Linked DNA regions of Homo sapiens: region 1 is linked to region 2. Evidence: chromatin loops called from intact Hi-C (ENCODE). Cell type or tissue: Caco-2. All regions are shown on one strand. Links, peaks and the distances in the headings refer to the core of each region. The heading gives the core; the rest is flanking DNA.

Evidence for each region. Peaks named below come from ENCODE experiments on the same cell type or tissue, not always from the same donor. Only the 100,000 strongest peaks of a DNase experiment are listed, where the experiment ranks them.
Region 1: a loop joins it to region 2, with 3 times the contacts of the local background. A loop is called at or near these places in 13 of 110 quality-filtered maps.

The regions. Positions count from the first base shown.
Region 1 is chr2:138,825,047-138,833,388 of GRCh38, forward strand. No RefSeq gene overlaps it. Among named protein-coding and RNA genes, the nearest start is that of NXPH2, 49 kb to the left of the region's middle. In Caco-2, for the core only: CTCF peaks have their summits at 2,610 (motif pointing left), 2,811 and 4,470 (motif pointing left); DNase peaks (open chromatin) are centred at 2,555 and 4,495.
Region 2 is chr2:138,085,050-138,093,391 of GRCh38, forward strand. No RefSeq gene overlaps it. Among named protein-coding and RNA genes, the nearest start is that of LINC01832, 13 kb to the right of the region's middle. In Caco-2, for the core only: no CTCF peak of the experiment used is centred there; a DNase peak (open chromatin) is centred at 4,572.

The sequences.
Region 1 (8,342 bases), core at 75-8,074, 740 kb after region 2:
CAGGAAACTCAGAGGTTGCCAATCAAATAGAGTTAACAGGAAAAATTAAAGTTTAATAAATTTAATTAGAAAAAAATTGGAAAAAACAAAGATGTAAAACCATATTCATGGTTGTTTAAGAGTGTGTTGTACAAAATGATTAACATAGAGAATCACTATTGTACTCCTATCTTTTGGTCATTCTGCAATATAATTAAACAAAAGGTCACGAGGAAAAGAACGATTCCATATACTAGACATGTTTACTTTGAATGAACAGCATGTATACCAACATTTAGGTTTTTAATGTGATGAATAATCTTGTTTGTTAATTTATTTAATCCAAGGATAGGATTAATAGCATTGCTATTTTCAGGGAATAATGTACAGTAGACTGTTGATGGGAGTGGAAGTAGGGATTTTAAAGCGCTTATTTCATTTCCATTCCCACTTTCCACTTCACTTATCCATAGGGCAGCTTTGCTGTTGCCTGCATCTTGGTGTAGTTAGAAACATGGGCTCCCGAACCAGTCTTTCTGTGGGTTCACATCTTCGTTCACTATTTACTAAATATCATGCATTGGGCAAGTTATTTAGATGATCTGTATCTCATTTTCTTTGTGAACGAAATGGGGTTGATAAATCTCTATAGAGTTGTTGTGAGGGTTAAACACTTATGGAAAGTGTTTCATAAGTACTCCCAAATTGTTAGCAACCATTTACCAGAGACCAAAGGTAGGAAACAGTGTTTGACAGCATCAGAGAAAAAGATGGACAGGAACAACAAGCTGTTTGTTATAAAGCTCCTCTAGTATGGTGAGCTTTATTAACCAACTGCCGTGGCGGTGCAAGCAAGGGGAAAGCCTTCCTCCCTCCAGCCTTCCCGTGCACTTGCTGGCCCATACAAGAACGCTGCTGAGGTCAACTGTCCCTCAGGAAAGGGCAGTGCTGGGGCCTGGGAGTGCCTGCAGACCCTGGACCATCTTCAGACCCCTTTCTAGCTCCATTTTACTGCATTCACCAAGAAAACTTCTGGTTTTACTTTCCTTTCCCTAAGAATTTTATTGATTGATTGATTGTAGAAATGGGATCTTGCTATTGTTGCCCAGGCTGATCTTGAACTCCTGGGCTGAAGCCACTCCCCTGCCTCCACTTCCCAAAGTGCTAGGATTGCAGGCATGAGCCACTGCACCTGGCCCATCTAGGACATTTAAAAATATTATTTGTTCCTTGCTGAGCCTTAAACACTATAGATCCGTTTTTTTTTTTTTTCAGGACTTTTCATCTTCTGTTCAGATTGCCATTGCATTCCCAGACATGGGTGCTAAGAGTCTAACTTTGGATCTCTGACAAGTGGTGAGCTTCTCATTTTCTCTTGCAGCCCAGCTGAGCCCTCTCCATACTGGCCATATGCCTGCTCCCTTCCTGCTCTCCTGGGCCTCTAGCTAGTCTCTACCTGTCTGATCTGAGCCCTAAACTCCCCCGTCTGGTCTCTCTTCCTGACTCCCTATATGTATGCATGTTTCCAGAACCTTTCCTCTCCTGGTAAGTGACAGTAGAGAACCATTCAGCTAAATATAGATTTTCCATGTCTGCTGGATAAGATAGAAAATTAAATTTGAAAAACAATTCATGAACAAAATGTTTCTTAATAAATAACAGCTAAAATTTGTTGAGGAGAGAAAGCAGACTAAATATCTTCTAGTCTTATAAGTTAATTCTTATCATCAGAACTATGTGACAGTGCAGTAATCAAGGCTTAGCGAGCTTGAGCAATTTGTACAAAGTTAAACAGTTAATGGTGTGGAGTGGATTCAAGCCCTCTTTGGTGGCTGCAAAACCCACCGTCAGGTCACCAAGTTCTGCTGCCTCAGCTAATCACTTGATACCTGGTGAGATGTTCTTATCTTCCTTTGATCCCCACCACAGCCCTATAAAGGAAGCTGAGAAGGGCCTATTATTGCTATTTTACAAGCGAGAAAATTGAGGGCCAAAAAAGACGGCATCAGAGAAGGGGAAGGAAGTGGCCTCCAGACCTCCTAGCAATGAGACTCCAGGGCTCTTGCTACTTCAAGGAAAATTGATGAGATTCCACCCCCAAAGTGTGGTAAGGGGGTGAAGCTCTGTCTCCTGTGCTGACTGGTCAGCCAACTTTGTGATGGCTGGAAGCCCTGCATCCTACCATCTGTTAGGTATGTTTAATATCGCTACTGGTAACAAATTGATCTGTGGGAAGTGTTTAAGCCTAAGCTCTTCCCCCAAGCACTTCCCCCAGATTTAGTTTATTTAAATCTAGTTTCTTTCCCCTACTAACCAGTAAAGAGTATTCGAATTTGTAAGTTTCCAGCGTTTACAGCTTTCCAAATGAACCAGCCAGCATGAAAGAAGTATGTTTTCCTTTTATTTGCTATTTGTAATATTATAGTTTTCACTCTCAGCGCCCATTGGCAGATGCACAGGAATGTTTAGAGATGTATTTATCACTTGGGTTGGACTTGGCTTACACACCCAGCTCAACTCCTGTATCAGGGACTCACCACTCTTTATCACTGTTCACTATGCTCATCAGAAATGAAGCGGCATGTTGACTGGAACAGTAGCTCTATGCTGCCATCTTCTGGAATTCTAGAGAAGATGCTTTTCCTGTGTAGTTACTAGAAAATACTTTTAAGTAGAATTTAAGAGACCTAGACAAACAGAAAAAAACTCAAAACATGATAGATGCTTGTACACTGAAGAAGGAAGCCAGAGAAGATTATTTCAAAACCAAAATGACTGTAAATAAAAGTAATGAAGTTATGCTATGTTTTCATTTTCTTTTCAACATTTACTATACTTGCTGTTAAAAATTTTGGATTGAAATCAAATACCTGCTGTAGTATCGAATCAGACAGGGGTTGAGCATTATCTCCTGAAGATGTGCAATTTTCTTCTTGGCTAAAGCCAATTTATAACTAAGAAAGGCAATAGGGAACAATTCTCCCAGGATTCCATAGACAAAGATCACAGGAAAAGGGAACTTCTGAGATAAAATGGCATTTGTAATCCCCAAGAATGGCTCCAAAAAGACTGTGCTTGCTATAAATCAAGATTTATTTTATCTCTTGAATCTACAGAGATTTCAGAACAAAGGACTTAAAAATATTTTCCAAATCCAAAACGCCAAAAGTGTTAAGCATTTTGGGGATCCTTGTGTTTTTAGGCTCAAACCTCAAATAACTGAAAAGCAATGTAGCCAGAATTTCAATTTTTAAATATATTTGAAATGGTATCAAATTATAAAAAGTTAAACATTCAGAAATCTTGCTATAAAAGTAATTGTAACTGCTATTTCTCTTCCTTGGCTTTAGGTTAAATGTCAGCTCCCCAAGGAAGCCTTCTCCAACTGCTGGCAGACGCCAAGCTCCCTGCTTTACTTCACTTGTTGCTCTCTGCCTTTATAACATTGAACACAGCTGTCCGTGATTAAATATTTATTTGTGTAATATTTAGTCAATTCCTCCCCTTCTCTCCTCAAACATATCTGTTCTCCATGTCTGGCAGAGAAGAGATATTCAATAATTATTTGCTTAATGAATTAATGGCCTTTTGGTGTATGTCCTGGGGTCAGTATTTCTCAGCTTCAATCCCTCGTAACTTCCTCATCCACAACTACTGACAATTCGAGTATCTGTGCCAAATCCAAATTGTCTAATTTAGTTATATTCAGCATACTCCTAATGGAGCCCAGATGGAAAGTGGGCTCTTTCAAGTTCAAAGAATTCTGATCATAAGGGTTGAAGTATCAGGGTTTCTCAGATAAACAAAAGTCCAAAGAACTAAAGCATCCCATTCTCCAAGTAATTTGGTTTTCAATGTCATTAAGCAGACACTATTCCCTCTGATCAATACCATAATATCTCAGCCTCAGTTGACAAATCAGCGTTAGGTTGCTGTCAGATTCCACTAAGAACTATGTGCACCTTCACTTGTCTAAGGTGCCACTGGGTCCATCCATCCATCATAAGGAATCTTTGCCATTTAAGGAGTGATGTCGAGGCCGAGGCGGGTGGATCACCTGAGGTCAGGAGTTCGAGGCCGGTCTAGCCAACATGGTGAAACCCCGTCTCTACTAAAAATAGAAAACATTAGCCGGGCGTGGTGGTGCGCCTGTAATCTCAGCTACTCTGGAGGCTGAGGTAGGAGAATAGCTTGAACCCAGGAGGCAGAGGTTGCAGTGAGCCGAGATCTCACCATTGCACTCCAGCCTGGGCACAACAGCAAAACTCTGTCTCAAAAAAAAAAAAAAAAAAAGAAAAAGAAAAAGAAAAAAAGAAGTGATGTCATTTGAAGCAGCATTCAGAGTCCCTCTGAAAATCCACTTTTCACTGAAAAGACACAATTCCATATGTTAAAACCAGTGCAATTACCCATCATTTTCAGTGTGATAACCTGCTAATGCTTCATCCCGCTACTGGAGCCCGGTCTTATTAGTTAGGGCAGGGGGCCCTCTGCTGGGGACATGCCCAGGTCACTGCTTCAAGGCTGATGATCAGGCTGAGTCTGTGTGTCACTCTCACTCAGCTTCTGCAAGCACTGCCACTGGAGAACTGAGAGGACATCAATTGTGGTTGTAGAGCAATGTTTACCTTTGCTTCTGAATAGCATGGTGTGGGCATTTGAAACCTCATGTAAAATAGGTCCAGAAACTCTCAGACTGTTTAAAAGTGCATTCTTGTATTTGTCTGGTTTCCCATTTGATTTTCAGGTTTTACTGAAGTGAGCTGGTTGGGTTGCTTTCTGACTCTCTGGCAGGAAAAACAAAATGAAGTTGCTCTCTAAATAAACTTTTCTACTTATACAGCCATCGCTTTTTGACCTGTCAAGTCCCCTACAGGTAACACACTTGAGCCTATTGATGTGGTGCTATTCTCTAAGTTTCCAAAGCTTAAAGAACACCAGATAGCTAGGACCACGTTAAAGTCTGAAGTTAAGAAGTGGTTAGGCTATGATTTTGTGAATTTGCACTGAAAACATTGCCTAAGAGAAGAAAAAGAACTAAGAGTGCAGGCAGAGCAGAATAGTGTTTCATAGCGTTTGTGCGTGTTCACTCATTTTGGTTTTGTTTTGTTTTGCTTTTCTGAGGAATGAAATAATCCCATTTGTAAAAAATGTTACAAGGTCATTGTTTACTAAATCTTAGTTTACCAGATAGTTGTTTCTCCAATGCAGTTTAGATTATTGGAGTGTGGTCTCCCATTGCTGTCTTCTTTTCCAATATTGTAGCAAGGGCTAGCAATTCCCTCATTAGGACCTGTACGTTTATGTTTTTCCTGCTCAGTGGACAACCAAAGACAACTATCAAATTGAACTGCTTTACTTACTCCTGTAATAGACAGTTGGGCTTTTATAAGCATTGTTTGAGGTGCTTGTTCCTGGAAACTCTGCTACTGAAAATCCTGTTATTATCCAAGTCTGATATGATCAAGATAGCAAATGCCTGGCCAAGAACACAGACAGGTTGGCCTAGTTCAAGGAACATTAGATGGGAGGAACTTAGGCCTAGAACAGTCCGTTGATGTGAGATAAAAAGCATATCTGACATTAGGTAAAAGAAAAAAACCTTCTTTAAATTATGATTAATGCAAAATGAGCTATAATATGGATGTCATAATGAATCACTAGCAGGAAAAATTTTAATGCCAATGAAACTCACTGCAGTGGATCATATAAGTGCAGTGTATGGGATGTGTCAGGGGTGTGCAATGCGCAAGGGAGAAGGTACTCTGAACCTTGATTTCTAGATTTAGTTAGATAGAAACAGCCCTAGGCTGTTTTATGTGCCAGGCTTTGTACTAAGACTTTTAAATGTGTAAGTTCCTATAATCTTTACTACAACTGCATAACATGGGCATTATTATACTCCTTTTAAGAATGACAGAAAATGAAGACAGTTTAGTTATGTTTCTTGCCCCATAACACATAATCATTAAGGATTAGATGTGGAATTCAAATTTAATTATCATTATTATTTTGTTTTAACTCCAAAGCCTACTTACTTTCTATTAATTTACCCTCTCTTCTTGAACTCTGGTTGAAGGAAGCATGCAGTCTATATCCGTGGTTTTTGTTCAACATATTTGGGTAAATACACATTTCCCACTTTTATGTTCGTTAGAGATCTAGAGATTGAGTTTAGGTTTGTTATTTTCCCTTGTTTATTAAGTACAGTTACATGCTGTTCCACAGTGTTTTAGTCATTGATGGACCACATACAACAGTGGTCCCATAGGGTTATAATGAAGCTGAAAAATTTCTATTGCATATATGAAGCAATGCATTACTCACATGTTGGTGGTGATTGCTCACGTGTTTGTGGTGATGCTGGTGTAAACAAACCTACTGCATTGCCACTCATATAAAATTATAGTACATGCAATTATGTACAGTACATACTACTTGATAATGACAATGAATGACTGTGCTACTGTTTTACATATTTATTATACTATACTTTTAATTGTTATTTTACAATGTACTCCTTCTACCTATAAAAAATGTTTACTGTAGAGCAGTATGCCCGGTTACACCAGCAGAAGCCCATACATCTTGTGTTTACTACATTTGTTGATTGCATAATTTTCTCTTCTACTTGATGTGAGCATTACTTCAAAAGAATCAAAAAGATAAAACAATTAAAAAGTGCATAAAGTAAAAAACTTACAGGGAACTAAGATTAATTTGTTATTGAAGAAAGAAATTTAAAAACGGTAAGCCTGGTGCAACTTGTGTGCACTATTTATAAAGTCCTCAGTAGTATACAGTAATATTCTAGGCATTTACATTCACTCAGTACTTACTTACTGACTCACCCAGAGGAACTTCCAGCTCTGCAAGCTCCATCCATAATAAAGGTCATGCAGGTATACCATTTAAAAAAATCTTTTGTACTGCATTTTTACTGATCTTTTCTATGTTTAGATAAGTTTAGACACACAAATCCTTACCATTGTGTTACAATTGACTACAGTAATTGTACAGTAACATGCTGTACAGGTTTGTAGCCTAGGAGCAATTTAGCCTACATGTGTGTTAGGCTATACCATCTAGGTTTGTGTATGTACACTCCATGATGTTCACACAATGACAAAGTCACCTAATGATGCAGTTCTCAGAATGTATCTCCATCATTAAGCAATGTGTGACTGTGTACCAATTTTTTTTTTTCTAGAATGAAAATACTTTAACCTGGGATTCTAGTTAGATTAAGAAAGTCTGCTTTTTCTTTAAATATTGTAGATGACAGGTTGATTGTTTTGGACATCATACCATATATTTAGGATATATAATGAGACAAGTGGTATACTAATAGCAAAGAGAAACAAAAAAAGTGGCAAGTTACTTCTAAACTCTAGGCCTCAGTTTCCCCACTTGAAAAAATAAATCTGTTGGGCCAGATCATTACTAGCTCTTCTAACTATAAATATCATTATTTAAATAGAACTTTTTCTTTTTCTTTCCTTCCTCTCAACTTTCCACCTACCCTCCCTCCTTCCTTCCTTCTTTCCCTAAATTAGTCATATTAAAATACTTTACTTAGCTTTAATCATCCTGAGCAGACCATCTGCTTCTGTATTTTATCAAAAAGCAGAATTTGATCATAGCTGTTATAGAAGAACATTTACATTATTTATATTATAAGCAAATGAGTTGACATTTATACCACTGTGACCTAAATTCTCCTAAATCTTGTCTTATATGTGAAATGCGTATGATGTGTAAAGTTTTAGAAAGCTCTTAAGAAGGTTTTCACAGCTGAACAGTCTCTTTGATCTTCTCAAGACTTCAAAGCTACAAGTGTAGAATGCATTAATATTTCTTAAATTCTGAATATGATTCACAGGTAATTCAAATTTAGTCTCAGAATTTTAGTATGATCAATGAGTGATGTGTATATCAAGTGGACACCATTAATGCAAAGCACAAAATCTGTGTTAATCCTATAAATATTTAGTTTTTGTACAGGATTAGGAAAAGACTCTCCTTGTAGTATCAGCTTTGGAAAATATGACAAATGTAAATCTATGTTTAGACTAGTCAGTGTCATTTCAAAAGTGATTTTTTCTTTGTATTGCAGTGATTTTAATATATTTACCTAATTTCATAGACAGGTATAATTCTATTTGGTGTATTTAATTCTCTTCACTTAGAGTATACGAATTTGCCAAGTACCAATTCTGAGCAGAATCTTTTACAAGATGCTATATATATTTTGGTAACTGTAGTGGGTGCAGGTGAAGGGAGAAGATTGCCAAAAGAAAAAGAATTTATCAACTCCGTCTTCCAAGTTCTCACAGGAGACGGAGAGAAAAGTCATATGGCAT
Region 2 (8,342 bases), core at 229-8,228:
CTGCAACCCCACTGACAGGTCCCAGTGTGTATTGTTTCCCGCCATGTGTCCATGTGTTCCCACCATTCAGCCACCACTTACAAGTGAGAAGTTCATGTGGTGTTTGGTTTTCTGTCCCTGAGTTAGTTTGCTAAGGATAATGGCTTCCAGCTTCATCCATTTCCCTGCAAAGGATATAAACATGTTCCTTTTATGGCTGCATAGTATTCCATGGTGTATATGTACCACATTTTCTTTATCTAGTCTATCATTGATGGCCATTTAGGTTGATTCTGTATCTTTGCTATTGTGAATAGTGCTGCAATGAACATATGTGTGCATGTATCCTTATAATAGAATGATTTATACTCCTTTGGGTATATACTCAGTAATAGGATTGGTGGGTCAAATGGTATTTCTACCTCTAGGTCTTTGAGGAATTGCCACACTGTCTTCCACAGTGGTTGAACTAATTTACACTCCCACCAACAGTGTAAAAGCATTCCTTTTTCTCTGCAACTTCACCAGCATATGTTGTTTTTTGACTTTTTAATAATAGCCATTCTGACTGGCATGAGATGGTATCTCGTTGTGGTTTTGAGTTGCATTTTTCTAATAATGAGTAATGTTGAGCTTTTTTTCATATGTTTATTGGCCACATAAATGTCTTCTCTGAGAGTGTCTGTTCATGTCTTTGGCCTACTTTTTAATGGGGCAGTGTGTTTTTTTCTTGTAAATTTGTTTAAGTTCCTTGTAGACTCTGGATATTAGATCTTTGTCAGATGTATAGATTGCAAAAATTTTCTCCCATTTTGTAGGCTGTCTGTTCACTCTGATCATAGTTTCTTTTGCCGTGCAGAAGCTTTTTAGTTTAATTAGACCCCATTTCTCAATTTTAAGCATAATAATTTTTATTGACCTTAGACCTTAGACATATCTCTACATTTGCCAAGGACTGGGTACATTTGCTGGTAAGCCCACTTCTTCGCAACCATTTCAGTTTCTGTCACTTGGCTGATACTCCGTAAAAGTTCCTGCAGGCAGAGCTTTTCTGAAAACTTCTCTTCGGCAAACTCTATACTGTCAAAAGTGAATCTCCTTCACTGGACTGTAAGCTATTTCCCCAGGACCTTGTACAGTGCCTGGCACATAGTAGGAAGAAATCATTTAGATGAAGCACAATTTGAACATAGTTCTCCTCACATTGAATTTAGCAACCAGAATCTTTAGATAAAGAAAAGTGTTCACTTCTTAATTTTATTTTGTATATCACTATAATCTTTTTAGTATCTTTAGTAGCTGAAACAACCACTCGGGTGGTTTTAGATGACTTTGTGACCAAATATTTGTAACATCAACTCACTTATTTTTAAAATGATATTACTACCCCTCATTAGATCTCTGTTATTTCTTTGTTTATAAAATGAGGGTGTGGATCAAATGATTTATCAGATCCTTTGCATCTTAAATTCTCTATAATTCAAATAGCACCCACTGGTTCCTCTTATCTCTAATAATTCTGGGGTAACCTGGCACACTTTTCTTATGCAGTTTCCCTTAGAGCAATGGACTAGCAACATCAACAACAACCAGAAACTTGTAAGAAGCACAAATTCTTAGAATTCACTCCATCTCCACAGTCTATTCTAAGGAGTGTTAAGTTTAAGAACTGGCCCCTGCTTCAAGAGATGACATCATTCCTCTCCCTTCAGTCTGAGTCCTTTTTTCAAACATCAACACTGGCTCCAACACTGCAGCAGCTGCCAGCAAACACCTCCCTGTGTTCTTCAGAGAGGAGAGCATCTGGAGAGTTCTTTACATTCTACTTGTCCTGCCTTTATGACCCAACACAATGTCTTTGTCAGCCTCATTAAAGAATTATAAGGTTAATTTTACTTCCCCCCAAATACATAACCTCTTTCCAAAATGGAGTGTCAGTTGATAAGCAAAGGCTGCCTGGCTAAGGAAAAAATGGAGAGAGGGTGTTTGTTGTATGCGTGTGTAGTGAAGGATCAAATCAGAGACTAAAAGTCAAGCAAAGCTACTGTGCAGGCATCACATTCATGAAGAAGCTTAAACTTAGAACTTTGACATAATTTTTAAATCACTTTGTATAAACTCACAGAAGTACACTGTCAAAATTGAAAGATGGCCATCATTTCTCTTGTGTCTCATACTGGATCACACTGCCTGTAGTGTATTGTGAATTATTTAAAAAATTAAAATTTACCTCATAGACAACATAATTGTATTGCAGTGGGTTTTCATAAAGGTGTTTAATCTGTTAGTCTATTAAATTCTTGGGGCCCATTTTTGCAATTATTCACTGTAATTGACCAGGATCCTCAATATATTGACTTGCCCTGTCCACTCTGAGGGGCTCTGGGGAGATACTTAGGATGCTCTATGTGTAAGGGCCCAACATTAGGCCCCAGATGGATACAATTCAACCTATGCTAATAACTTCCCCCATAAAACTAAACTCCATGAAGCATTCAAGGCACTTCCTAATTTTGTGTCTTGTTTAATTCTCTTCAAAAGTCAACAAACATTCCCCAAATTCTCACTGTTGCCAGACCGTGTATTAATGCTGAGGAAACAAAAATGAAAATGACAGACTGTATTCTCAAAATGCTCACAGACTGCCAGGGAAAAAGACTTGACCAATAGGCACAATTTATTATAATAAATACCGTAAGGGTAGTATGTACACAATACAGAAATTCACTTTAATTAGGGAAGAGAAAGCTTGCTGAAAAAGACATGCCCCAAGTAATGGTTCTGGCACATTGCCATTACACTTTGCAGCACAGGGACAGTTCTGGCAGAAGCCAAGGTGTCTGAAATCAGAGCTATTGCAAGGAGCCACAACAAGTAGCTGGGTTTTGCTGCAGGCTAAAGGGAGTGAAGGGGGAGTGGGAGCAGATGAGCCCACCTCTGCCTCATGGGTTTCTTAAATCTCTAAACTGCTCATTCACTCCAACACCTATTCCACATTTGTTGACAGCTTTATGGCCAAGAAAATCCAGGATACTGAACACAGGGACTTGTTAAGCTCCACCCTGCAGGTCTGCCGGGGCACCCAGAAGCTGGCACCCAGGCTACTCAACAGCCTGGAGGCTGACACCAAGCTCCGAGTTCTCCTGCCTGGAAGGTGTAGAAGACCGAAAAATATTAAAAAAAAAAAAAAAAAAAAAGTTCTGCGTTAGTGCAAACAGATCCGTATATCAGCAGAGAGTTATCAAGGTTAATGAGAAAAATTATCTCATCGGAACAACCCCCAGTTGGAGGCACCGGCGCCGAGCTGCAGCCTCTCTAATCTGGGAGAGCTGGGTCTCCCGTGCAAAGCGATCCATCAAAGTCACTTGCTGGCCTTCCCGCCTTCCCCAGGAACATGGCCCCCTTCCTCTGGCTGGGAAGGAAAGCAGGCAGCAGTGAGGGGAAGGGTCCCTGCAGTGGGCAGCAGAGCACAAGGGGACACCAGGTACACAGAGAAGCAGAAAAGGAAACAGGGGCCGTGCCCCAAACCTCCTGGCTGTGAAGAAGCCAAGAACTGAGGATGCCCAAGCAGGTGCCAGAGGAAGGAGAAAAATGTGTGCCTTACACACACACACCCGCACTCTACAGCACACCACACATACACACAACATGGGCATATACTGTACACTCACCCACCCACCTGTGCGCACACACACACACCCGCACTCTACAGCACACCACACATACACACAACATGGGCATATACTGTACACTCACCCACCCACCTGTGCACACACACACACACACACTCTATAGCACACCACACATACACACAACATGGGTATATACTGTACACTCACCCACCTACCTGCGCGCACACACACACACTCTATAGCACACCACCCATATACACAACATGGGTATATACTGTACACCCACACAAAGGTGCACACAGTACACACATATGCACACACAGTCATGCTCTGCGTCCTGCTGTCATTTGTTTTTAATCTCTCGTCCTTTACGGAAAGTAACTCTTTAGCCAGACACATTTTCATAAACACTTGTCCTTATGGTTCCTTTAGCAAGAGCATGGAATCTCCACCTGCTGCCCATCCTGCGGGAAGAGATTTTTTTTGTTTGGTGGTGTTGGTTTAGTTTTGCTTTGTTCTGGGGAAGGCAGGAGGCAATAAACAAGTAGAGGGGAAGTCACAGCTTTTGCAGAACCATCCAACATGCGGCACAGTGTGCCAGACCCGGGGCTGTTCAAGGTTCCCACCTCCCTCATCGCCCACCTAGGTTCGCGTCCTTGCATTACCTCCTTCTGGGAACTGCAAGCCTATCACCGGCAGGGGCCATGCCCCCGACCCCGACCCCGACCCCTTCTAGCCATGCCTCCCAGATTCCAAGCCTCTTCCACTCATTCTCAAGCCCCACCTCCTGGAGGAAGCTTTTAGCCTTCAATGATCTTCCCCCACTGGGGCGTCCTGTATTTAAGTTAGAGTAACTTCACGACTCTCCAGTAAAACACAGTTTAGCCAGTGATTTATATTGACTTAGATTCTCACTAGATTTCAAGCACGTCAGTCTTGACGTGTTGAGCCAGTTTGTAAGCGACTGCAGGGCGTAATCAGCTTTCCAACGCATTCTGGCATGCTCCTTCAATTCCTGGTGGAATGGGGAGGCAGGTTGGGATTCTAATCCTAAAGCACGGCCAATAGATTTTATTATACATACATACATATGTATATATATACATACATACATACATACAGCGGCTTCATTTAAGAAGCTACCTGTTTTTCTAAATATTCTGTTTCCAAGCATTTGCTAAGAACTTTTGAAGATGGTTTAGACTTACAAATTGTTCTGCAAGCACAGAATATAGTTGTCGTAATCTTCAGTGGTGAAGCCATTAGGAATGGGAGACAGAAGAAAAGTCTAGAAGGGATGATCCTTATACCTGAAGCTGAGAGATAAACATTCTCTTCAAAGTTTCTAGGTGACTTGGTAAAATTAAACAACTCCTAGAATTCCTAGGCAAATTAGCTGTCCAGTATGATCAAAGCATAGTGCAATTCATCCATTCTTCAGGTATTTATGGATTGCTTGTTATCTATGTTTTGGACTCTAGGCACTGGACATATAACGCTGAACAAGATAATTATGGGACTTGAACTCTAGAATTGCAAATGCTGATCAACACTATGAAGGGACTGCAGCATTGAGATGACAAGGGGGAGGTAAGTGGGGAATGGGGAAGGTGTGGTGAGAATTGATTTAGACAGAGTGACTGAAGAAGGTGAGGACATTCAAATTAAGACCTAAAGAACAAGAAGCAGGCTGACCTCAGAGAGTAGAGAAAGGCAGTTTGTCAAGTGGAAGAGTTGTTTTATTCAGATCTGTAGCCACTTGTTATTTAGGGCAGCTGCCCAAACAATGAGAATCCTGGGTCATGATTATAACAGCGAACTAGCATTTTTTGTTCATCTACAAAATGCCATCCTTAGAATATCACTCCAGGCAAGCTTATCACAAATGAGGAAATGGAGACTCCTAGAGGTAAAGGGAGGGAGTGTAGATTCAGCCTGAGCCTAAAGGCCTCTAGATGTGTGTTTCTTGCTCCTTGCTAATCATACATAGGTAAGTGAGCATGGCTCAGGGCCACCTAACTCCAGACTCTGAAAAACTGTTCAATGGGTATGTCTTACTGATGCCATGTCTGCAAATCAGATCTTAAACACATCACAACTATTCTACTTGTAAAAATCAGAGATATACATAAAGTAACTTTAGGAGTAGGAAAGGGTCAAAGAATTAAGCAAATAATCCAAGAAGTCCAGAATGGCTGCCTTGGAGCTTACTGCTATGTATCATGTATTAATGTTTACTGGAACCTGTCTTGATAGACAATAGACAGTCATTACTGGTTCTTGTCTTTTCTTCCTTCATTCCACAGACATTTTTTGAGAACATGTTATATGCCAGACACCATGGTAGGAGCTCAGGATACAGATAAATACCATGTTGACATCCTAGAATTTACCAATATTATTTTGTTGAACAGAGGAGACACATAAGAAAGGGTGAGATAGAAGTCACCGAAGGATTCTGTAGGGCATCCAGTGCAGCCTGGGAGGAGGAAGTGTTAGAGAGAGTGTCAGTGAAGGCTCCTTGGAGCAGGTGATGTCTGAGCTGAATCTCTGAAGCATCAGTACGAATTAGTTAGGTGAAAGCTAGAGGTGATGAGGATAGTCCAGAAAGAAATAGCACTGAACATCATGGCAATTGCTAGGTGGCCAATACGACTGCCCCTACAGTGTGGGGCATGAGGATAAACACAACAGCTGCAGTTTCAAACCTAACCAAAGACCAGGCCATGAAAAGCTTTCTGTCCTGCCGTAACAAGTTTGAGCTGTACTGAGGACTAAGGAAAATCACTGCAACTAGATAAGCATTGTTTTTACAGTACTCCCTCTGACAACTGTGTGAAGAATGAATTCGAGGGAGGCCAGGTTAGAGGCAGGATGGGGATGAGGTGCCTGCTGTGTGCCAGGCACTGTCCTAGCTACAGAACTCTCACTATGAACAAGACCAAGATGGAGTGAACCAGGTACTTGGAGAGATAAAGTTTCCCTGACAGATCGCCTTTGATCTGCATGACCAGGAATGGGCTCTCTGTGCTGCCCAGCAATCAGGCTGCATGGCCATTCACTCCTCCACCTTCCAGATATTTATCACCCCTCTTCTTCCCTCAAACTGCCTCTTCCTCCCCAACCTCATACTTAGTGGTTGACCTTGCTTCCTACTTTACTGAGGAAATGGAAGCAACCAGAGGGAACCTCCACAGACCCTCAACACCACATCTACCACTTTCAGAGCCTGCATGTCCTGGACCCCCTACCAGACATCAGCAGTGAGCTTCCTGTGCACCTGCTAAAAGCATCTCTCCACGTGGGCACTAGATGCCATTCCCTCTCGCCTGCTCCAAGCAATTCTCCCTGCCTCTTGCAAGACATTTTTCTTTTCCCATGGATTATTCCCATCAGCATACACATATGCTCTCATTCTTCCCATCCTAAAAATCTTTCTCTTGACTCGTTTTTCCCACCAGCTACTGTCATGTTTTTCTGTTCTCTTTGTTGGACATCTCACAAGAGTTGTCCATACTCACTGCCCCAATTTTTCTTCTCCCATTTATTTTTGTAAACCTACTTTCATCATGCTTTAGGCCCCTCTGTTCCACAGAAGTTATTCATCTAAATCCAACGGACAATTCTTAGTCCTCATGTTAAGTGACCTATTTATTATCAACATAATACAGTTGCATAAATCCTCTTCTTAAATATCTTTGCTTGATCTTGGTTCCAAGGCACATATTTTCTTTAGCTATGTTTGCTTTATCTATCTATGCTTTTCTCTATCTCACTGGTCATTTCTTTTTCTGTTTTTGAGAGAATTTCAGATTTTTTCCACGACTCTCTATGTTAGAAAGCCTTAGGGTACCACTCTTGATTCTCTTCTCTCTCTACAGTTGTAACATCTATATGTCAACACCTCAAATATGTATGTGTATATATATATATACACACACACATATATATATGAATAAAAATCTCACCCATTCCTTCAAATTCCAGCCTCACATATGCAACTGCTTCCTTAATGCCGCCTCCGCTAGAACATCTAATAGAAACCTCAAACTTCACATGTCCAAAACTGAACTCCTGGTCTTACCTTACAAAACCTGCTCTATTGGCAGCCTTGTCCATCTCCAGGGATAGCAACTTCACTGCTTCTAGTTGTTCAGACCAAAACTCTTGGGGACTACCTTAGCTTACCTCTGTCTTATATGTCCCACATTCAATCCTTAAGCAAATCTTATTCTACTGTCATGAGGTAGCTAAACTTCTTCTACTTCTGGCCGCCTTCACTGCTGCTACTTGACCAGAGAGCCATCATCACCTATTTCAAAAACCTCCTGACAGGTCTCTCTGCTTTCATTCTTACTCCCTAAAAATCTGTACTCAGTAATAGAACAATCCTCTTGAAACATGAATATCACTCTTTGCTTAAAAAAAAAATCCTCAGTAACAGCAAAGGTACCTGAAATACCTACCTTGCCTTTCCCTTCACCTTTTAAACCTCAATCTACTTTCTCTCCTTTGCTCACTCTGCTTCTGCCATTCTGGCCTTCTTACTGGTTGGTGGGTCTTCAAACTCTTCAGGTATACTTTCTCCTTAGGTTCTTTCTATTGAGCATTTCTGTTTTTCTTCCAAATTTCTCCTCTCTATATTCCCCCACCTCATATAAGTCTTTGCCCAAATGTCACCTTTTTTTGGAAAGGCCTAGTTTGAGCATCCTATCTTAAATGGTAACCCCT